Linked DNA regions of Homo sapiens: region 1 is linked to region 2. Evidence: chromatin loops called from intact Hi-C (ENCODE). Cell type or tissue: breast epithelium. All regions are shown on one strand. Links, peaks and the distances in the headings refer to the core of each region. The heading gives the core; the rest is flanking DNA. Region 1 overlaps FRMD4A (FERM domain containing 4A). Region 2 overlaps FRMD4A (FERM domain containing 4A).

Evidence for each region. Peaks named below come from ENCODE experiments on the same cell type or tissue, not always from the same donor. Only the 100,000 strongest peaks of a DNase experiment are listed, where the experiment ranks them.
Region 1: it touches region 2 in a loop (14-fold over the local background); 1 of 110 quality-filtered maps calls a loop at or near these places.

The regions. Positions count from the first base shown.
Region 1 is chr10:14,016,977-14,028,848 of GRCh38, reverse strand. The region is part of intron 2 of FRMD4A (FERM domain containing 4A); the gene reads left to right. Among named protein-coding and RNA genes, the nearest start is that of FRMD4A-AS2, 31 kb to the right of the region's middle. RefSeq lists an enhancer at 8,510-8,559. In breast epithelium, for the core only: no CTCF peak of the experiment used is centred there; a DNase peak (open chromatin) is centred at 4,352; H3K27ac peaks cover 300 bases; H3K27me3 peaks cover 481 bases.
Region 2 is chr10:13,665,538-13,677,358 of GRCh38, reverse strand. It overlaps FRMD4A (FERM domain containing 4A), which reads left to right. Exons shown (of 25, transcript NM_018027.5): 16 at 2,315-2,448; 17 at 6,831-6,953; 18 at 11,034-11,262. Among named protein-coding and RNA genes, the nearest start is that of PRPF18, 84 kb to the right of the region's middle. RefSeq lists an enhancer at 3,268-3,792. In breast epithelium, for the core only: no CTCF peak of the experiment used is centred there; no DNase peak of the experiment used is centred there.

The DNA.
Region 1 (11,872 bases), core at 1,232-9,231, 350 kb before region 2:
AATGATCCCTGGGCTCAACCCTAGGATCCATCACTGCCCTGATGTCCCTGCCACTTAGTGCTGCAAATCCCAACCTCAGGAGGTGTACTACATACCTCCCTCATTCTCACTCATTGCCCTTCCCACAGGGTGGGAGTATGGATATCGATACAAGCGTGCAATGTGTCATAATCACACTGTGGAAAATGGGGGTCTCCATCCCCTCAAGCATTTATCCTTTGAAAAGCAAGTTTTGTTAGTCCCTTTCCTTATGAATTAAATTTGGACAAAATGTTTTTAATATCTGGATTTTCATAAGAGATATGTTTATTTCATCAACCTTCCTCCTGGGGTGGACAAGGGATCAGAGCATGGAGAACAGTTAATGTTTCTTAGGTAGGGCAACAGCCTCTTCTCCCCCTTTGTCAGTGACTCTCCCTCATCCCCAAGTCCCAGAGTGAGTCCCCTGATAAGGAGTTACGCTCTACATTCATATTTCCCAAGAAAAAATAATGTAAGATTACTTCAATCACATCAGGCCTCCTCTTTTCTAGTCTGTAAGGTCTTGAAGAAGAAACAATATCTTAATCATCTTTGTAGGCACCAGCACCTATGCCAGTATATACCCCAGTTAGTAAATAAACATTTGTCCAAAGGGTGCATTAATGAATGAACAAATGAATGTTCACATTTGATATAAGTATTAATAAAATGTCCCCATAATTATCAAAAAAATATATAACAGGTAGTTAGAATATAGTTACTAAGAAAACATCCACAATCGATCGGCCCAAGCCAGCCTTCACCATGTTCTCATATACCGATAAGCACTGACACCCGTGAACTTGCTTGTATGAATGTATCTTCAAGTTTTTCTGTCTTAACACTGGTGTGGTTCTACTTCCTCCCTGGTACCCAGTTACTCCAAGTGGCTCATATCATTCACTAAAATCCGAATTCATGATTAATGTCTCTTCGGGGTGACATCCGCATACACTAATTTCCTGTGCATTCTTCAGGCTAACTCCCTTCTGGTCAATTTCTCTCCTTTGGAAACTATTAAAGTGACTTTTGTTGGAAGAACAGGATGTTCTGAATACATTCTTCTAGAGCCCCAGTGCTAGAGTAAGAACCACACACTCTGCCCAAATCATGTACAATTTCTTATCCCTGAAGTTTGCTATTTACATTCTAAGAGAAGCCAATGCACTGACTGTTTGATTTTTGTTTTGTTTTTGTTTTTGTTTTTGTTTGAGACAGAGTTTAGCTCTTGTTGTTCAGGCTGGAGTGCAATGGCGCCATCTCGGCTCACTGCAATCTCTGTCTCCCAGGTTCAAGCAATTCTCCTGTCTCAGCCTCCCGAGTAGCTGGGATTACAGGCACATGCCACCAAGCCCAGCTAATTTTTGTATTTTTAGTAGAGACAGGGTTTCATCATATTGGTCAGGCTGTCCACCCGCCTCGGCCTCCCAAAGTGCTGGGATTATAGGCGTGAGCCACCATGCCCGGCCGCATTGACTGTTTTTAAAGCCCCCCAAAAAATTGTCTTAGAAAATAGTCACATAAAGTCATGGTTGAGACTGGGAGACTCAACTCTCTCTTGGCAACTGCTTTAAATGGAAACAATAGCTCTTCTCCAAGGTCTGATCCCTTGTCCATCCCAGGAAGAGGGTTGATGAAACAAACAAGTAGTATATCTCTTATGAAATTCCAGCTATTAAAAACATTTTGTCCAAATTTAATTCATAAGGAAAGGGGCTAAGAGGACTTGGTTTTCGAAGGATAAATGCTTGAGGGGATGGAGACCCCCATTTTCCATGATGTGATTATGATGCATTGCATGCCTGGATCAAAATATCTCATGTAACCCATAAATATATACACCTACTATGTACCCACAAACAATAAAAATAAATTCTTTTAAAAAAAGAAAGAAAATTTGATGTTGAACACTCCTCTGAGATCGCTGGAAAACTAGAACAATGTTGCACATATGCAGATACATACCCTCCCCCTAGTCTCCTTATGATAGGGCCCCTCATGGGCATCAGGCTGTCTTGCTTGGTGAGAGAAGGCACTTGGCTTTTTGAGGACCTTCAGGGCAGCTATAGTTTTAACAAAAGATGGCAACTATGTGGCAAGAAGTCCTCTTGTGTTGAGACTTTCTTGCTGATGTGATGCAGCTGGTTATTGAATCAATTTCAGACATGGCAAAACCATGAGCCCCTAGGAAGGTCTGTAGCTCAGTTAGCCCATCAGGGAAATAGATTTTCTGTGCATTCTTGGCTATTGAAGACATTCATCTCAGCACTGCCCGCCCCTTCCTATGCCGTTCCTAACAAGAGACACCTGCTGTGGGACCCGCTCTAATTCTTCCATTAGAGGCCTGAAAACAAAATAGAAACCATAACTCGAAGAACATGCATGTACAATTTAGGACCCACTGTCAAGCTAAACTCATCTGACAAGACTCCAAATCTGCTTTTGAAATAATACAGTGCTTTTTGTCCATTTCTTTATCTTTGCCCTTAATTTTATGGTAGCTTTGTTTAAGTGTGAAATGTTGAATTAAGTCTGTGTCTATCTCCTCTGGGAAAAGAAAATTCACAGAGAGATACTAAAATGGAGAGTTTTAACCGTTCATACCCGAGAGAGCTCTGATATGCAGGGAGGGGAGTTTTACTGTAAAGCAGAAATGTTATATTTATATTTCCCTCTCGATCTCATGAGGCCCACCTTCTTTGACATCAATGTTGGCTGTTAAGTGGTCACACTCTGTTTGGAATCAGGAGACCAGAGTTTAACAGAAAGTGTTTAGGGAACTAAGAGGACAGAACTGGGCACTGGCTTGCTAGACGAAGGCTGATTTTGTTACTACAGTCACAGCAAGGATGGCCATTAGCGTCTTGACAGCCACGTGTCCCTGAGAGATTTTCTCAGGCCTGAAAAACTGTCCAAAGCAGTATCTTTCTTAGGATACGTGATTTCAGCCTTAAAAAGGGAAGAAAGTCCGACACAGGCTACCCCGTGGGTGAACCTTGAGGACATTACACTAAGTGAAATAAGCCAGTCACCAAAGGACAAACACTATATGATCTCACTTATACGAGGTCCCTAGAGTGGTCAAATTGATAGAGACACTAAGTAGAATGATGATGGCCAGGCAGCTGTGGGAGGGGAGAAATGGAGTTATTGTTTAATGGTCACAGTGTTTCCGTTTTGCAAAATGAGAAGAGTTCTGGAGATGGATGGTGGTGTAATAGTGACTATCCTTAAGGCCCCAAAATTTTTCTTAGACAATAATCATGTGATGTCATTGTTGAGACTAGCAGACTGCCTTAAATAAGAAACACTAGCTGTTATCCACAGTCTGATCCCTTGTCCATCCCAGGAAGAGCATTGATGAAATAAACAAGTCTATCTTGTTTATTCCAGTACAATGTGAACCAAGTACAAGGTGAATGTACTTAACACTACGGAACAGTACACTTAAAAATAGTTAAGATGGCAAAATTTATGTGAGGTATATTTTACCACAATTTCCAAACATTTTTAAGTTAAAAAAAAAAAGCAAACTTTGGAAGCAGAAAAGGAGAAACTGCATTTGCAAGATTTCGTGGATATTCTGTAACTGGCAGAAGCTTGAGGAATTGACACGAGATATTAAATTTTTTCCTTGATGTTTATCTACTCTTGCAGCAGAGGGGGTGCATAGGATGGAGAAGAAAGACAGTGTGAGGGATCTAATAATATTCTGAGGAAAAATTTAGTACCCTCACAACTTTCGTTTCCTTGTTTTTCACAAGACTATGTGCTTTTCAGTCATCGTGTACAAAACAAGGTCTGATACGTTCTCTACAAAGAACTATTGATGGTGTGTCTGTGTGAATTGCCCTAGCATTGGTCACAGCCAACTTCTGTGGGACCCACTGCCCCCGTTCGACAATACACTCCAGTGTGTTTAGCCATTTATGAAAGGTCAGAAATCAACTGAGAAATGGGCTAGAGTCAAAAACATGTGGCCCTATAAATATCAGAGTCAGACAGTCTATTCCATTTTCCCCACTCTTGCTTTCACCCCATCTCACTTCTCTCTTTCACTCACTGGTGAGGTTCTCTGCGCTTGGCCAGCACCTCGGACTGTGAAGTTACACAGGGAAGGCAGTGGCTGCAGTCTTCATCTGGTGGCCTCGCTTTATGCCCATTCTGATCCCATAGCACCATTATTAGAGTTTGGTGTTTGTTTTTTCAAAATATCCTTGTACAGTTTCTGGCTACACAGCTCGAGCAGTCCAGCCTGCGATGTTCTGCTTTCTTTTAAGGGTTTCTACTTCCCATTAGTGGCAACCCTGCCTTGTGATCAAATTTGACGCCGACGGTGTTTCCTGAGCTGGGGAGTTTGCAGATCTGATCTGTCAGCGGGGACTGAGAGCAAATCGGGACATTCATCATGACTTTGGCTGCCAAGCTGGAAGACTTTGAGCTGACACTGGAGCACCTGCTCATGGATGTGTTTGTAAGTAAAGGCTTTTCCTATTCCAGGCGCAAGAGAGTCTCCCCTGCCACTCCGAAAGTCCTTGGGACCCTGTCCCCATTACGGAATCTCATTCTGATCTGCAACTGTGCAGTTCCCAAGTCCACATGATTTATTCTTACTCATGTGCGGTCAGGGGAGAAAACCGTAAAGTTCCTCAGTGCCTGAGTGGCACAGAATAGTCCATGCAGATTAAATAGTAGAGATGTGGGTTTAGAATCAAGTCACTTGCAGAAATCTGAATGAATAGGGTGAAGAAATAGAAACCATTTGCCAGAAGAGATCAAAGCAGCTTCAGTAGCTATTCCCTGAATGAACCACATTTGTTTGTTTATGAAGTGACCATCCCAGAAAAAAAAGTGGGGAGGGTGCTCAAAATGCTAATTTTTTTTTTAGAGGATGCTGAATCTAGGATAGAAGCATGAACTTCACTGTCCCCAGAATTCCAGTGTGTGGGTCCCTGCTACTTGGAGAGGCATTCAGTTACCAAGAGTTCCTCAGGAAGTGATTTTGTGGCCTGAGGCTGTTTGAGAGATTCTCTGCTAAAGAAAAGAGCAGCTGACAAGGACACTTCTATTCCTGTGATGATTTTAGCGATGCAGGCTTTGAAAACTGCAGGGCACGCACTGCAACCTTCACATCATTTCTATCTTAAACCAACCACACTCTTTCTTCCAGTACTTTTCTCAGGGTTTTCTGTTGGCCACGGGTCTGTTCGTTCTGTGTTGTTCATAGGGGTTTAGGGAACTGCAAGACTGTGAAATACACAGGTGGTAAGGCAGCTGAAAGGTCTTCTCGATCCAAGAACAACACTGCGCTGCCCCCGGGAAGGCGGCTGTGAGCTGTTACCTTTCCAGGACCCGCCAGTCTGCGTCTCGCAGCTGGAGAAGGCTATGGAAGGTTGGCGCTTTCTTTATAGTACATCACTGAGTCCTTTTCAGGAACCTTTCAGGGAATGGTGTGTTTTGGCAGACGTGAGAGTCTGAGGCTTTTTTTTTTCTTTATTAATTTAAAATTTGTCTTCAAATTGAGGCAACATTGTGCTGGCAGAATTCCCAGAGGGAATCGCCCTTCCCAGGGCTGGGTGTGGGGCTCTGGGCGACTCGCATTCATTCTGACCTTCGTGTTGGAAGTTATGCCTGGAGGAGGAATGCGTCCAGAAGGGAGAGCGTCCTTCTGGGTTTCCAGGGATGGGAGATTCATGGCCAGGGTCATGACTTTATGAGAAGTATGAGTAGAAACTGAACTGCAGACAGGGAGGTTTCTTGGACCACTTCCTCTGCCTGGCTGCCACTGCCTGGGATGGTGGGGATGGTGGCTGATGGCTGTGGAGTCACTCTTGGGGGTGATCTGTGGCATGCCAAAGTGTTGGTGTGAGTTTGGTCGTATTGGAGGAAACGAATTAATCAGGGAACTGTTTTATTTCAATACCACAAAGTCATTAATACATTTCCCATTCTCTCCTTAACTTCCCCTACCCGCAGGCTCCTCTCCTAACACTTCTACCACCTTCGTCTCCTTTCCCAGCTCCAAGATGCACTCCACCTTGAAAGAGAATGGGGTCAGACACTCCATCCTTTTCTCTAAATACAACCCATCTTTTCATAGCCCCAGTGTGCATCTTTGACTTATCACTTGAACTCACCTTCTCATCCTCCCACAGCCAGCACTTCTCCAGTTCTTCCATCCATTATCATCTCTAGCCCAACCTCCCCACACTCAATTTTTACCCCTTATTTACATAGCATTTGCCTGCCCTCTGTAGCAACATTTGTGCCCCTGCTTCTCCCTTGAGAAGCATTTAAATCACATTTAACATTATGCAATGTTTATATTAAATCATGTGATTCCAACAAATTCAGGCAGCTAGACAAAGTTTGGGCCAGATCACACAAGGTTTTGGAGGTCAAGTTCTCTTTTAAGCCTATCTCTTATAATTTCCCATTGTGAGTTCCCCACTCCAAACTGGTCAACATTAGTCTCTGCAAGACAGCGAGCCTCTTCTCATTACTATGTCTTTGTGCTTGTAATTCTGCTTCCTCTTGACCTGTCTGAAGTTCATACATCCTTCAAGCCTCAATGAAATTCTCTCCCCTCTGCGAAGCTTAGACACGTGGATTTCTGTCGCACTTCCTCTCTGTACCACTCATTATTTGTTGACCTCACTTAGTTAATTCTCTCATTCTGTGTCTCTGTCTTGCCTCCTCCTCAAGGTGATCCTGAGATCCAAAAGGCAAGGACACCTTTGTAACCTCCATGGCACCTAGAATATTGTATACAAGGACCTCAATAGATACATATCAATCGCTTGAGTTTTAACTAGTATATTTTTACTGTTATTGTAAAATTTAACTTTTGCTGGGAGCAATAAAATGCAAAAAAAAACGCAGAAATCTCATGATTGCATGCATTTCTTACCAGGTTGTACTCTGGTGTCTGACACAGTCATTTCAGATGCCGTTCTGGTGATATACTGAAGAAATCACTGGATGCAAAAATAATAGGGACTCTTTTTTGTTTGTAATTTGTTATTGTAAGATATCGGTGAGGTGCACAAAAGTCCATAAAACATGTATGGATAGTCTAAAGGATTATTTACAACATGAACACCCTGTGTAACCACCACCCAGATTAAAAATGAAATATTGTGAGTGAGGACTCCAGGAGTCTCTGAGTATCCCCTCTAGATTAAAATTCTCTCCCTCCCCCAGAGGGAAACAGAACCCTCCCCCAGTTTTTATTTATTTATTTTTATTTTATTGTATTTATGTATTTATTTGAGTCAGGGTCTCCCTCTATCCCCCAGGCTGGAGTGTGGTGACATGATGTTGGCTCACTGCAGCCTCGACCTCCTGGGCTCAAACAATCCTCCCACCTCAGCCTCCCAAGTAGGTGGGACTACAGGTATAAGCCACCATGCCCAGCTGTTTTTTTTATTATTTTTTTTTTTTATTTTTGTGGAGATGAGGTCTTGTTATATTGCCCAGGCTTGTCTTGAATGTCTGGGTTCAAGCAAACATTTTGCTTCAGCCCCGAAAGTGCTAGGATTATTACAGGTGTGAGCCACCATGTCTGGACCCCCCAGCTTTTATATAAAGATTTTTTTTATTTTCTGTATAGCTTCCCCACCTATATACACATCCCCAAAGAAAATTGAGAGGGAGCTTTAAAGTCTCATGGGCTCAAGTCTCAATCCCAGCTTGGTACCACTTCCTAGATGTGAGATTGTTGGCAAGCATTTCGTCTTTGTGAGCTTCAGTTTCCTTATCAATACAGTGCAGCTAATGCTACCCGGCTTACAGGATCATGGTGAAGATTCAGAAGAGGTGACATAGAGCAAGTGTCCAGGGGTGTGTCTGATGCCAAGGAGGCACATGGTAGGTCAGTTCTCTTCATCCCTTGCCTTGCCCCTAGAAAAGGCATCTGTTTTAAGTCGCCTGCTGCAATCCATCATCCCCCTTTCCTCCACCTCTACAGCTCTCTCCCACTATTTCTCCCTAACCTTTCCCCCTTGAATGATTGGGAATTTGGGTTCTTTCTAAGCACAGCCTTCACTCCCTGCCTGAACCACAGCAACCTGTGGCTGTTTCTCCTGCTACCAAAATTGCAGGAGCCCTGTGCTCCTGCTGGCTTCCCTAGCATGGCCTCTAAACAAAACAAAAAAAAAAATTGGGGCTGCCTTTTTTCCAGTCACCTTCCAGAGGAGTCAGGGAGATTGCCTGATGCCCCATGGGGTTTGAGAGGCTAAAAACCTAAATAAGAACAAAAGAAGACTTGACATCTATAGGCCAGTGTGTCCTCTCCCAGTCTTGCTGGGGACTGTAGCCTTTCTCATATGAGTGGGATGGTCTAGAAAGAATATTTGCATCAGAAGCCCATTAGCCTTGGGTTTCCTCTATAGCTGATGGCATGCTCATTAGGCTGTCATCCCACTATCTCAAGAACAGCTGTTTCCATATTGACACTTCTTTTCTGGGATTACAAAGGGCCACTGGGGGGCTTTGGGGGAATGCAAGGCTTCTGCAAGATGAGATAAAAGGGACAGATCAGACTGGTGTTTCATAATTAGTTGTCATCACTCTGGGGCGTCTCTGGCTGCTGCTATGCTGCTGGGTTCGTGAGAGGAAGCAGCACACATGTTCGCGTGCACAAGCTCGCACCTGCAAATGTACATGCAGGATCCTGCACCAATGCCAAGAGCACAAGACGGGAGATCAGTCCAAGCACACGAATGGCTCTTCAGGACAAGCTCCAGAAGTGTTGGCAGTGCCCTCAGTGACGTCTTTGTCCTGTTTCGTTTTGTCTGTCTGCATCTCGTTTCAGAAGATTTAAAATGCTTCTCTCCGAGGCATACCTTGGAGGCTATGCATTCAGCAGCCATTCCAACAGCAGGTCCATAGATGAGGAGCCCCACAACGCACCCCAAAGGAAAAAAAGAAACAGAGGAAATCAAGCAGGTTTCCTGAAACATTTCTCATTGGATTAAATAACCCAGTATCAGACTCAAATCTGTCCTTTCAGAAAGAGGCCTGTGGTTCTAGGTCACCCTCCACAGCCCTACTTCTGCTACTGACATTGCATGGGCACGTTCTCAAAGGCATCAGCCCCATCACTGTCCATCTGATCTGGCTCAAATCCCCTGTTTATATTGATCCTTCTGTTTATAATTTAATTTTTATTTTTATCAAAATAATATGTGTACATGGCAATATTCATAACATTTGAAAGCTGAAGAGTACTAGAAGGCTTAGAAAGAAAAACCCAGGCTCCAGTCCTTTCCTGCCAACTTATGAGTCTCTTTCCCTATAAACACATGTGTCTCTTCCCCCTCTGTCTACTGAATATATTGGCATCACAGCTTAAATCAAAATTCAGTTTTATTATGAATATTAAAATATTATTTACATCTGAGAAATGTTATACATTATGATGGCATGTCTTGGATTTTACAACTTTATGTTTTTCCTGGAGTTGATAATTGCCTTATTTCAGTGTTTGCTTTATGTTCTATGTATTTATCAATCATTTTTATCTAAGATTTTCAATAGAGCTATGTAACTCCTCTCAATTTGGTAAATTCATCAGATACTTAACCCACTCCTTTCTTTTTTTTTCTTTTTTGAGACATTCTTTCTGAAGCTCTACTTCCTCCTGCATCAATTGGATTAGCTCTTCTCTTGGTCTCTTGCGTGACTGTCTTCTTGAGGATCCTCTTTTCTATTATTCTGGGAACTCCCTTGGTACCTCTCCTGTGATCAATCCTTTTCCTGGAATTCATATTCCCTTCTAACATTCTTCTGCTGGAGACATCTTCCAGTAAAGGTGCATGAGAAGTAAATGTGCGTGTTATTGAATGTCTGCCCTCACACTTAACTAATAACTTATCTAGTGATCGGTATTCTCTTGTTGAAATCCAGAGCTGCATTTACAGGCTTGACTCTTCTCCTAAGTTCCAGGTCAAAATGTTCAGGCATCAGAAGCTCTGCATGCCCCGAGCTACTCATTATCATCTCCCCAAATCTTCCCCTCTTCCTGTGCATTTATTTTGACTAATAGGACCATCCTTCCTGTAGTCTGTCAGAATAGAAATTGTAAAAGAACAATGTCCTAGTTCTGCACTTAATCATTTCTCATTTGGACAATTGCAATAATCTTGTACCTGCTCTCTTGGCCTCCAATATACCTTGGTTCTTCATTCTACCATTCATCTTTTATCAATCAAGTCCCCAAAACTCAGATTGGATGGTGTCACTTCCTCCCTAAAAGTAACTTAAAATGGCTCCCCCTTGCTCATGGAATGAGATCTAAAATATATTGTTCTATAGTATGCAAGTCAGAATCTTGCCTTAATGTCATTTTTTTTTTTTTTTTTTTTTTTTTGAGATGGAGTCTTGCATTGTCGCCCAGGCTGGAGTGCAGTGGCACGACCTCGGCTCACTGCAACCTCTGCCTCCCGGGTTCACACCATTCTCCTGCCTCAGCCTCCTGAGTAGCTGGGACTACAGACGCCTGCCACCATGCCCGGCTAATTTTTTTTTTTTTTTGTATTTTTAGTAGAGACGGGGTTTCACCATGTTAGCCAGGATGGTCTATGATCTTCTGACCTTCTGATCTGCCTGCCTCGGCCTTCCAAAGTGCTGGGATTACAGATGTGAGCCACTGCACCCAGCTGCCTTAATGTCATTTCTTACCACCCTTGTTCTCACAGACAGAACTGTGCTATCTCATGTAATTTTCATGTCAACAGTCTATTAACTGCATTCGTGCCATAGAGGTTTAAAATTCTTAGAATGGAGTACCCCCAGCAAGCAAGAGCAGTTAGAATCCCCTACTCATCCTCATCTACCTCTAAGGATTTGTCCACTGGAGGTGTTTTACCCATTCTGGTCACAGCTTGCACTTTGGTGTTTTGATTTACAGGATGTTGGGTATACTCTAGAACACATTCAACATAAACCATATTCCCATGACATGAGGCTTCAAAGAGACTGTCTTTCTAACAGATTCAAGATGCTTTCTTTTCTTCCTTCCTCACTTTGGGAAAATATACCACGTGACTCATCCCAGATGTCCATGAGCAAATGGACAGTTGACCCTGGGAGTGATATGTCCCTGGGCACAGGAGCGAAAGGAATCTGATGGCCCTAAAGAAAGCCATTGTCCTTTGCAGCACCAGAGGGATTACTTGAACCAAGATGAACTATTCCCCTGTTGAAGAAAATTGCTTGTTAAATTTCTCCTCCTGGAAAAGGAAGCATGGAAATTAGAAACAGATGTAAAAGTTGATCATTCGCCACCCAATCCTTATTAAGACACCTGAAATTTGAGAGCTAAGCCTAGTAAAAATTGAGTCAACAGCTATTGGCTCTGTTTGGAGGTATGCTATATATATTCAGCGAATCCTGGGCAGTCAATACCATAGATAAGGACGTTATTTATATTGCCATTCCAGGTGCAATTACACAGTTTACCCTGTGAAACTGCACTTCATAAACATGGCAAATCAATGCTAGTTATCAAAATCCATCCACGACTGACAGCACATGAAAACGGGCTTTGCAAAATGATCTTGAAAGCCAATCTACACAGCCAGCTTCACAGAGGTCAGCTTATTACCCGTTTAATCACATGGCCATCTTGCAGGAGCGTTATTCCTCAAACCCTGGGCATGACATCACTCCTAATAGCACACACAATAAGCCATTACTACCATGTAGAATAGCCTTTAGCCAGGCTATAGCCACTGATGACCTGATTTGGCCTCATGCTGGGAAGGGCAAGTGGAGTTCTTTTGGGGACAAATCATATCAAGACCAGATGTGAAGGACCTTCGTGTGGAGGCATAAAATCCATCTGCAG
Region 2 (11,821 bases), core at 1-8,000:
ATATGACTGTGAACATTTATTTGGTTGTTCATTCAAGCTAATATTTGTTAGCTGCTTTGGAGGCATAATGATAGTATGTTTCTGCGGTGACAGATATATTCTCTATTTCAAGCTCAAATTGAGGCAAGGGAAAGAACAAAACCCATGTTAGAGTTAAAATGTTCTTAGACATTGAGAGTTCTTGGTGATTAGGGTAGTAAGAGCCTGTATGTATGGTAATTGATGGAATGCAGGGTTTTCTGCTCAGAGACGTTAAATAGAAGAATAGTATATTTATGGGGACAATTTAAGTGAAGCAGAGCTGTTTGATGCCACGGGACAGAAGTTCTTTCTAGCTTTATGATGCTGCATTGCCTTTTCTACCATTGGAAGAAACAGAACTGTGGATTCTGGGAATTCTGACTGGATTATTCTCTCATCTGTTTACTAAAATTGTCCAAAAAATCCATTGTTTCCTATGGAAATAGAATTTTTTCATCTTCCTACCAAAAGTCCTGCCAAGGTTTTACTGGGATTGCATTGATTGATGGAGAATGGACATCTTTACAACATCAAGCTTCTAATCCTTGACCACAGTGTATCTTTCTGTCTATTTAGGTCTTTAGGACAGTTTTCGCGGTGGAGATCTTGCTCATCTTTAATTAGATTAATCTCCCTAGGTATTTGAAGTTCTTTGATGCAGTTGTCAATGGCATGGTGTGAGCCCCTTGAATGCACAGCCTCTAACACCTGTCCGTTTCTAACACTTCTGCTCACGATGGGCTTGCAAAGAAAAGTTGTAATCGGCTGGGCGCGGTGGCTCATGCCTGTAATCCCAGCACTTTGGGAGGCTGAGGCGGGTGGATCACCTGAGGTCAGGAGTTCAAGACCAGCCTGGCCAACATGGTGAAACCCCGTCTCAACTAAAAATACAAAAAAAAAAAAAAAAAATAGCTGGGTGTGGTGGCGGGTGCCTGTAATCCCAGCTACCTTGGCAGGCTGAGGCAGGAGAATCTCTTGAACCTAGGAGGCGGAGGTTGCAGTGAGCCGAGATGGTGCCACTGCACTCCAGCCTGGGCAACAAGAGTGAAACTGTCTGAAAAAAAAAAGAAAAAGAAAAGAAAAGTTATAATCAGCTTTTCCCTTTGTAGAGAGTCAGTGTTCCTTTTCTAACCCATCAAGGTAGAAAAAGTACAATAGCTTCACTCCAGGAAAGTTATTTCAGAATCCAAACACTGGCAGCCCAGAAATTACTCCTTTGGTCTAACCTAAATTCCTCCAGATGGCATTTCAGCTTATTTTCCTTTGGTTTGGTTTGAAGTTTGCCTTCCACAAGGTTTCCTATCGAGCACTCTGCTATTTGAATCATCATGTTTTACCCAGGAAAAGTATGTTAAAATATGTATAACTTTTATTAGGAGGGAATTTGCTCATGATACAAAACATGAAGTTAAAAAATACAATAGCATTCTAATTTTATTTTTTAAATATATGTACTTAGAAAAAAGGCCAAAAGAAAATGCATAGCAATGGTTATTTCTGGGTGATTAGTTAATGGACTATTTCTTATACCTGTCTACATTTTCAGGGTTTTCATCATAAACACACATTATCTTTGCACTAAGCAAAAATAATAAGTATTTTTAAGGGAACAAAATAACATTTTAAATACGTTTTAGGGCTGGGCACGGTGGCTTACACCTGGAATCCCAGCACTTTGGGAGGCCAAGGCAGGCAGATCACTTGAGGTCAGGAGTTCGAGACCAGCCTGGCCAACATGGCGAAACCCCATCTCTACTAAAAATACAAAATTAGCCGGGTGTGGTGGCGGATGCCTGTAACCCCAGCTACTCGGGAGGCTGAGGCACGAGAATCACTTGAACCTGGGAGGCGGAGGTTGCAGCGAGCCGAGATCATGCCACTGTACTCCAGGCTGGGTGACAGAGTGAGACTGTCTCAAACAAAGATAAATAACTCAATACGTATTAAAATTGCTGACATGAGCTTTTCTTTCCCCCTTTCTTGTGTAAAGTCTATTAGAATTTGCTAGTAAAATTTAAAAAGGTATGTGACATTTCTTAAGATAATTGAGAAAGATAAACTTCTTTTTCAGGAGGGTCCATCTTCCTGCCATTTCTTGTGACTGGCTATAAATTCCATGCAGTGCTGGAATGTGCTTCTCACAGTTAGAGTGCTGAGCACCTGTTTTATTTCACACTCCCTTGATTCCTGGGGTAAATCCCATCTCCGCAGCATGGGCTCCAGTTAAATTCATTAGTGGTCCAGATGTGTGTCCCCTGTCAGCTGGCCAAGTAACCCCACTGTTTATCGACAGGTTCTCAGGAATCAGATAGCTCGCAGTCGGCCAAGAAGGACATGCTGGCTGCCTTGAAGTCCAGGCAGGAAGCTCTGGAGGAAACCCTGCGTCAGAGGCTGGAGGAACTGAAGAAGCTGTGTCTCCGAGAAGCTGTAAGCCTTTCCTAGCTCATCCCGTTGAAATTGGTGTTGTCTGTGATGTCACTGATCTTTCTGATGTCATTTGATCTTTTTGATGTCATTTGACTGATGTCATTTGATCGTTTTGACAGAAGGCAAGGGTAGTGATAAAAAGAGGGCCTATCTGGGCGGCGAGCGCTCTCCTGAAACACAAATGTTGGAAACATCCAAACCTCTCTAATGTGCTTTGTCAGAGAAAGAGCAGAACCGCATTAGTGCAAATCTTAAGAAAGCAGTTGACCTGGCTGGGAAATGCACTATGTGATACTGTTAATATTAGCGAATTTTTTTAAAAGAATATGCTTAAAGGGTTGGAAAAAATATGGGTTTTGGTGTGTGCCTTTAATTATTTGGAAAGCCTTGTTTTGTTTTCAACAAAAGAAAAAGTCCCTAAACCCATCAAAGAATTGGTTGATGAAGCACTGTGATGACCAGTTAAAGTTGGTGCTGGCAAAATCCCAAAGAGGACCCCATGGGAGTCCAAGCGACAAGTCCCAATGATGATCCCTCATCCCTCATACTTGCATGGTGGTTCATAAAGCATCTCCTCACGTGATAGTGCCTCATCGATCATAATGGCTGGCCACCATCCTCCCAAGATTTTGTGCCTGAGTTTATTGTTGTGGTGGCTTTTGTTCTTTCTTAAGGGTATTTCAGACTTGTCTTTGGACATCCTATTGAGAAACACTGGTGGTCAACAAGGAAACCACGATCTCACTTGGTATATAGTCACCTTTAGACCCTGTGATCTGGTGTTTAGCTTTTTCATTTTAAAAAATGAAATCTTAGCCTAATGACATTTTTAAATTTTATGCAGGCTGGGCACAGCTGCTCATGCCTGTAATACTAGCACTTTGGGAGGCTGAGGCAGGAGGATCACTGGAGACCAGGGGTTGGAGACTAGCCTGAGCAACATAGTGAGACCCTGTCTCTACAAAAAAATAGCCAGAGGTGGTGGTGTGTGTCTGTAGTCCCAGCTACTCAGGAGAGTGAGGCAGGAGGATCGCTTGAGCCTGAAAGGTTGAGACTGCAGTGAGCAGTGATCACGCCATTGCACTCCAGCTTGGGTGACAGAGCAAGACCCTGTCTCAAAAAAAAAAAAAAAAAAAAAAAAGCAATGCTTTCTCGACCCTATGTATGTGCTAGTCTCACAGAAGTTGCTGCAAGCTGCTGTCTTTATTTATTTAAATATCCATTTCCACCTTTGTCTGTTTATTTCATGACTATTTGTTAGAAGTGTTTGAAGGCTTCATGTTTTAATGCAATACACATGACTCTGTGTGTGTGTGTGTGTGCGCGCGCGCACGCATGCACATGTGTGCATTGTGCACATGGGCACAATGGGGTGGGAGCTCTCCAGGGCAGGAGCAACTGTGCACCACCTAACCTTAGAAAGAGCTTCGCCGGTAAACAGTTGAGAATGGGAAGTCAAAAGAGGTTCCCAAAGTAAGTCAAAGAGACGTATACCCCTCCCCCAAACACTAAGGCCTTGCAGCGGGAAGAATGAAACAAGGGGCCGTGGAGTGAGATCACATTACATTTCAACTTGGCTTAATTATGGTCTGGATTGATTTAAACCGGAGCCAGCTCAAAGCAGAACCACATTAGCACAAATCCATTGCAAATCTTAGGAAAGCAATTGGCCTGGCTGGGGAATGCGCTATGTGATACTGTTAATATTAGCAACATTTTTATAAAGAATACGCTTGAAGGATTGGAAAAAATATGAGTTTGGGTGTCTGCCTTTAATAATTTGGAAAGCCTTGTTTTGTTTTTAATAAAAAGTCCCTAAACCCGGCAGGGAATCCACGTTTCAAAAAGGTAAGGAACATGTCAGGGCAAGATGAGCATGCATTATAAAAAAATCTCACCATCGCTCTTAAAAACAAAAACAAAAGAAGGAAAACAAAGCTGCCACTTCTTATAATGTTAACACCAGAAAATGTAACTTGAGTGGAAGAAATAACCCAACAAGAAATCAGTTGCAGGTAGATTTCTCCTGTGATCATTCCCTATAGTTAGTCCCACCATAGCCTCTTGACGCATGTGTAGTCAAGGGCTGGGGGGAGGTCTTGCTAAATCTGTGCTGTTCCTGCATCTCTCCCCTCAGCTCAGAGTATCAAGACGCGCTGCTTGACCCCTGGGGAGGGGGGCAACTAGAATGATGGAGGGGGAGAGCATTTGGCAGGATATAGGGAGGCACCAAGCCGAGGCCCCACTGCAGAGTGTTAAATTACGTCTTCAGCGTGCAGCTCCAGTTACACATGAAATCAGATTAAATATCTGGAGAATCAAGACTTCGACTCAAATACCTTCAAGTGGATGGTGAAAAAAATCAGTAGCCTCATTTTTTAAACTACATTTTAAAACCACCAACAGTTTAGAGTTACAGATCCATGGCAATTTTAACAACTTTTCCCTCCTTTTTGGAATTTTCTAAGTAAAAAAAAAAAATCAAGTCCTGACAATATAAAACCCTCAATAGTTGTGTTACTTATAGATAGACTTTTAGGGAAGCAGATTAAAAAAAAGTTGCGGAATAAACACTTAACTACTTTGGAGACATTTGAACCACATTTTTTTTTTAAAGAAAAAACCAGGGAAGAAAATTGCAGAGTCTGATACTCAGATAGTTGGCCATTGTGCTCTGAAATGCTTACATTGAGGAATATAAAGTCCACGGGGTCATTTCCCGGCAATCTGAACACAGCGAGGGAGAAGCAGGCGAGTGACGGAGTATGTGTTTATGCTCATGTCACGTGTACACATGTACACACGCACACACATGCACACACCATGCCTGCACATGCATACATGCGTACACATGTGCACACAGCAGTTGGAGAAGAAGGGCCAGCATCACACTCTCATGATTTGGATTTTCCCGCCTGCTGGGCACTCAGCCCTGGGCTGCCCTGCGCAAAAGCTTTCTGTGTAGATGATGGATATTCCTGAGAAAAGCCTCCTGAACTTCCTTGTCAGAGCAGCTCCTTCAGTCTTTGTGCAGCATCTGCGTTGATTTGGGCTAGAAAAGCCAGAGCTGGGCTTGGCCTGGAAGTGCCCACTTTGCCATTAGAGACAGATGCACAGTTGGTCCCCCAGCCTTTTCTGGTCTCTGGAAGTGACTTCTTGAATTTGATGCCTGGCCTCTACAGTGTGGGGCAGCCACTGACTCTGATTTGATCATTGTTCAGCCCTGATACAACTCACTCACAGAGAGCCTGATTCTAATCTTGAATCGCCCCCAGATCCTTAGCCTTTAACCAGGATCACTGTCACCATGGAAGTCTGTCAACTAAATTCACTGTCCTTGTACCCACAACAAGTAGATTTCCGGGGCCCAAAATACACAAAACAAGTGTTTTTTTAGTAGCCTTGTCAATAACATGGATTATATGTTCAGTTTCTACTAAACTTTTTTTTTCCTTAATAAACAGAGTCTCGATCTGTCACCCAGGCTGGAGTGTAGTGGCATGATCTTGGCTCACTGCAACCTCCGCCTCCCGGGTTCAAGCGATTCTCCTGCCTCAGCTTCCCAAGTAGCTGGGATTACAGGTGCTTACCACCACGCCCAGCTAATTTTTGTATTTTTAGTAGAGACAGGGTTTCACCATGTTGGCCAGGCTGGTCTCGGACTCCTGATCTCAAGAGATCCGCCTGCCTCGGCTTCCCAAAGTGCTGGGATTACAGACATGAGCCACCGTGCCCAGCCATTCTACTAAAACTTTTAAATTAAACAGTTTAATGTCTTTTAAGTACAGCCTATTCCTGTAGCATCTGGCCAGAGTAGGTTACTATCCTTACTCAGTTTCTAAATTATTTATCTATGCACTTTTCTGGGATTTGCCATATAGATACCACTCCTCTTGTGAAAATCCATTTGAAGGAAACTTTAAACTTAGATATTTGAGCAGGAATATTTGATGCAGTGTCAAGAGCACGGGATTTGGAGTTAGAGAGGCCCGAGAACTCACGCTGACACTGCTCCTCACTGGCTGGGTGACCTTGCCTGGCACAGAGGAGGCAGGCAGGAAATATCTGTTCACTTAACAAATGAATGAAATTCAAGTTTTATAATGAAAGTCAAATGGCAATTACAGAAATTTACTTTGGAAAAAACTTTGGAAGTGCAACTATTCTACATAAGAGACATTGTTAGAGAAATGAAATTTCATTTCTTGACCTCTTACTTAGGCATAGTGCTTAATGTGAACATTTCTAGCATAAGCGTTGACCTGTATCGAAGTGCATGCGTGCATTTTTGTGTGCGTGTATGTGCGTGTGTGTGTGTTCTAGGAAGCAGACACGCCCCACTCTGATTTGTGCTCACTCCGAATGCCATTTCACATATGCAGGAGCTCACGGGCAAGCTGCCAGTAGAATATCCCCTGGATCCAGGGGAGGAACCACCCATTGTTCGGAGAAGAATAGGAACAGCCTTCAAACTGGATGAACAGAAAATCCTGCCCAAAGGAGAGGTGCGTCCTTCCTTTCTGTTGTTGGATTCTCTCATGTTATCCTTGTTTTTCCCATTGGTCAGGCCTTCCAGGTTTTCTGTACCAATTTCTTCATTTCTGCCTAATGCCAGTATTTTCGCTCATACCTTTTCTTGAGTGAGCTGGCCGGTCAGTATGTGGTTCCCCTCGGTAGGAGTAGTTTGCTTGCATTTGCAGGCATTTGGGTGTCTGTCGAAGTTGCTTGTCTGACGCTGTGGGTCTAGCGCAAGCAGCCACGTTGAGCTTGGGGAAAACATTCCAGTAGCATTCACGTGTATTTGGCTTTGTAATGGCCTCTCAGCCCTCAGTGACTGAGAGCCAAGCTTGATGTGTGATCTATGGAAGAAAAGCTGCCGAGAGAAGGAAAACTTAGGCCACGGCATCAGGTGCAAGGGTACATTGGCTGGGGAGAGACCAGTAGGGTCCACCGCCCCGTGGTCATAGCCTCACCTGGCTACTCACATCCCTCCAAGAATGTGTGCAGGATGCTTGGGCGGCCCTGGCCTTGTTTGTCTGTGTTTGGAGAAGCTACGTCCATCCTTTGGACTGAACACGGGTGAAGATGGGGCTGGAGACTTCAGATTTGGGGAGAAAACAAACAAACAAACAAACAAAACCAAGACTTGACTCTCTGGCTGGTTAATGAGAATCCAGCCTCAGGCCAAGAGAAAGTAAAGGCCAGGTATACCCTCAGGCCCAGGGCTCCTGCCCAGGAAATGCTTTCCCAGATTTCTTCTGAAGGAAGTTACTAATTAACATGCTCTTGAACAGAGGCCTTAAAAGGTCAGGACTTAGAGCCAGGGGAAAAAGGAATGCTGTACATTTTTAGTATTTTAAGAAAGTGATTGGGAGAAACGGACACCTGGGGTAGGTAGGATTAGGGTGAGGGTGAATTCAGAGAGGGACCCATGTGCTTGTGGCCCATCTGTGTTAGAGGAATCTCCTGAGATCTGCAGTGGCAGGTCCTGGGACACTGGCAGACACACCAATGTGCTTCAATTAAAACTAAAGCTCATGTGGCCGGGCGTGGTGGCCCACGCCTTTCGCTGCAAAATCCCAGCACTTTGGGAGGCCAGAGTGCGCAGATCACTTGAGGTCAGGAGTTCGAGACCAGCCTGGCCAGCATGGTGAAGCCCTATCTCTACCAAAAAGATACAGACATTAGCCAGGCATGGTGGTGTATGCCTGTAATCCCAGCTACTCAGGAGGCTGAGGTGAGAATCGCTTGAACCCGGGAGTCGGAGGTTGCGGTGAGCCAAGGTTGCGCCACTGCACTCCAGCCTGGGTGACAGAGACCCTGTCTCAAAAAAAAAAAAAAAAAAAAAAAAAACTAAAGCTCAGTTAGGCAGTTCCTGGTCTGTAAAATGGAGCTCATAGCCCTTACTTCTTGGGGTGTCCCTGGGATTGAATGAGCCAGTGTATGTAAAACACGTCACTCAGTACTTGGCACTTGTGATGCTCAGCAAACAGTTGCTTGTAGGGGAGATGCAGTCTCAAAGGAGGGGTGCCACACCGTAGGCAGGAACTGCAGGGGACGGAGGGATTGAGGTCGGGTATTTCCAAATCCTGCTGGTCATCAGAGCCACTCTAGGGAGGAACTTCAACTCCCCCTGTTGCTGGGCAGATACCTGGCCCTTAAGCTTTAAAAAGGGACCCCACTTTTAGGGAGTTCCCCCAACACCCTCCTTGGTCTTCCCAGAGTCCCACCACACCTTTCACGCATCTCAGTACCGCGGGACTTTAGCTCCCTGAGAATGCCCTAGCCATGTGCTTCCTTACCTGTCCCCACACATGATCTTTCCTAAGTTCGTAAAAGGAACCAACACAGGAGCAGCTGGCATTCTGCGGGGTTCCTCTGGGAAGCATGAGATGATCACCTGGTCTCTACTGTGGCTCCTGGAAACGCACTTTGCTTCCCTATTCATATAACAGGCAGACATTTGCATGGACAGGGCATTCAGCCTTGGACTTGTCTTAGTTTAAATAGTGAGAATTTGTCCTGGGCTCCCCACAAAACTCTGAATCAGTGTCTGGTGCCAGGGCCATTGTAACAGCTCAGGAACAGCTGCCCCAGGGAGCCCAAACTCACAGAACAGTCTTTGTCCCTTGGTGACTTGCCTATTTCAAGACCACAGGCAGGAGTCCATGTTGATATTCTTCTCCCTCTGAGACAACAGCGCAGCCAGCCTTGGCAGGATTCAGAAGGAGTTTATTATCTCCGAAATAGTTCTCTTTAACCTTCACCTTTTCCTCTCGCTTCTTGTTCCTGCTCCCTTTAGGCTTAAAGTGCTCAAAAGTCAATGAGATCAGGCAAAGAACTTCTCCTTGATGGCATCCTCCAGCTTGGTGCATTGTGCCCAGAGGCAAGGATATTTTACTGAGCAACTAAACAGGAAGATCTGTTGATTCTAGCAAACAATTGATCTCCTCCTATTTGGCTAGATCAGTTCCCATCAAATTTCAGCGTGTCTGTGAATTTCCTAGGGCAAGATGTGTGCTCTCTCTCCCTGGCCTTGAGAAGCTGCCGATGCATTTGTCCTGGGTTTACTAGCTGTGGGGTTAGGCAAATATTCTACCTCTCCTTCAGGCTGCCAAATATGCCCACCTTGCAGGACCCTGTTGCTCAAAATCTCAACCGACAAGGTGCTGTTTAGAGCTAGCTCTGATCCGGAGGGGTTTTACTAGAGAAGAGAGGAAATAGAAAAATGAACAATCTGACGCTTTGCGGGGGATTCCGCATTCATCCCCAAATCCTCACGCACACATGCATGAGCTACCTCCCCCCATCCCTCAGCAGCTGGTGTACATACATCTGCAGAGGAGAGGCTTGGTCAGCATAGAGGACAGCAGCAAACATGCTGTCTAGGTGTCATCCGCTAGGTCCACCAGGCATTTTTGACAGCCACAGCTTCATTCTTCCCGGTCCCAAAACTCTGAGGAGAATCTCATCCATCCGTACTTCTTGGCTAAAGGAAGAATAGAGGTGGGAGGGAGCTACAGTAAAAAGAGGGGAAGGACATCAAGTGAGCTGGGGGGGTGGGGTGGGAGGGGGACTGCCTCCACCACCACCCACTGTCCATTTGTGCCCCTTGAAGGGCCCGGCTGTAGCCTAGCAGAGTATACATGAATAGGCAGATGGGGGAGGGACAGCCAGAGCTTGCAAAATGAGCTCCCATGGCCGGGCATGGTGGCTCACACCTGTAATCCCAGCACTTTGGGAGGCCAAGGCAGAAGGATAGTCTGAGGTCAGGAGTTCGAGACCAGCCTGGCCAACATGGTAAAACCCCATCTCTACTAAAAATACAAAAGTTAGCAAGGTGTGGTGGCAGGTGCCTGTAATCTCATCTACTCAGGAGGCTGAGGCAGGAGAATCATTTGAACCTGGGAAGCAGTGGTTACAGTGAGCAGAGATTGCACCAGTGCACTCCAGCCTGGGTGACAGAGCAAGATCCATCTCAAAAAAAAAAAAAAAAAAAGAAAAGAAAAGAAAAGCTCCCGAAAGACACGCGGGTGAGTGGGGGTACAGGGAAAGACAAGATATGTGAGTCAGAGGCCTGTGAGTTAGGCACACGTGAGGGGCACACAGTGTGAGAGTCAGAGGCCCGTGCATTAGCTCATGTGTGTGAGCTCCTTGGTAGCAAGTCCACAGAGAAGAATGGCATAAAGAAACTAAAAATCCTGCTGCATCCTACATCCAAAATGGAAAGGAAGTGACAGTCACTTGGGCTCTGAATCTCTCCAAAGGCTTTGGTTTGTCTTGATGAACCTTGCTGGAGACAGTCGAAACACAGCCAAGCGATCCCTAAACCTGCATCGTGGGAACTCTGTTCTCAGCGATGGCGGCAGCGTTCACACCAACACTTGTCTTCAGAAAGTAACAGGAGCAAGGGTTACAACAGTGGGTGTGCCTGGGGACTTCAGTGGGTGCAGATTTTAGGAGTGGGGCTACTCTTAAGAGTGTCTCCCATGGAACTGGACTTGCCTTGGGACAGGGGAGGGAAGGATGAGGGTCTCCCTGCTCAGCATCCCCAGTAACCCAAACCGGTGCTTTCCCTCCCACAGGAAGCTGAGCTGGAACGCCTGGAACGAGAGTTTGCCATTCAGTCCCAGATTACGGAGGCCGCCCGCCGCCTAGCCAGTGACCCCAACGTCAGCAAAAAACTGAAGAAACAAAGGAAAACCTCGTATCTGAATGCACTGAAGAAACTGCAGGAGATTGAAAATGCAATCAATGAGAACCGCATCAAGTCTGGGAAGAAACCCACCCAGAGGGCTTCGCTGATCATAGACGGTCAGTGCCAACCGGGCTGCCCCCACCCCACTCCCACGCCCGGGCCCCGGCAACCAGACGCCAGGTCCCACGAGTGGTCCCTGCACGACCTGAGCAGCTGCCTAACTGTCCGCTGCCTTCATTTGTCCATCCATAAAATGAAGCGAGTAAGGCCTGATCCCACATGAGAGAAACCAAGTGGACTCAGACACAGATGAAGGGATTGTACGAATCAAACTGTTGGTATCACTATTGGTTTCCTCCCTGGGAGAACCTGCAGCCAGGAGCTAGCATTCTTCTCAGCCCTTACTGTGAACTGAGCTGAGTTGACTGGGCTAGACCAGGCTCTGACACTCTCAGGGACCTGACCACCCCTACTCAAGTCTGGAAGGACAGGTGGGGCTGGGGTACACAGCAGCAGTGATCCCTGTCTTCGAGCGGCCCCCGCCAACCCACTGACCCCTATGCTGCCAGGGGCCTCCTATCCCAAGAGCTGAAGCTTGGGGAGACTGGACCATCTGATTATCTGGAACCCTGAGCTCCAGTCATGGGTTAGGAATTTGGGTGATGACCTTTGGTA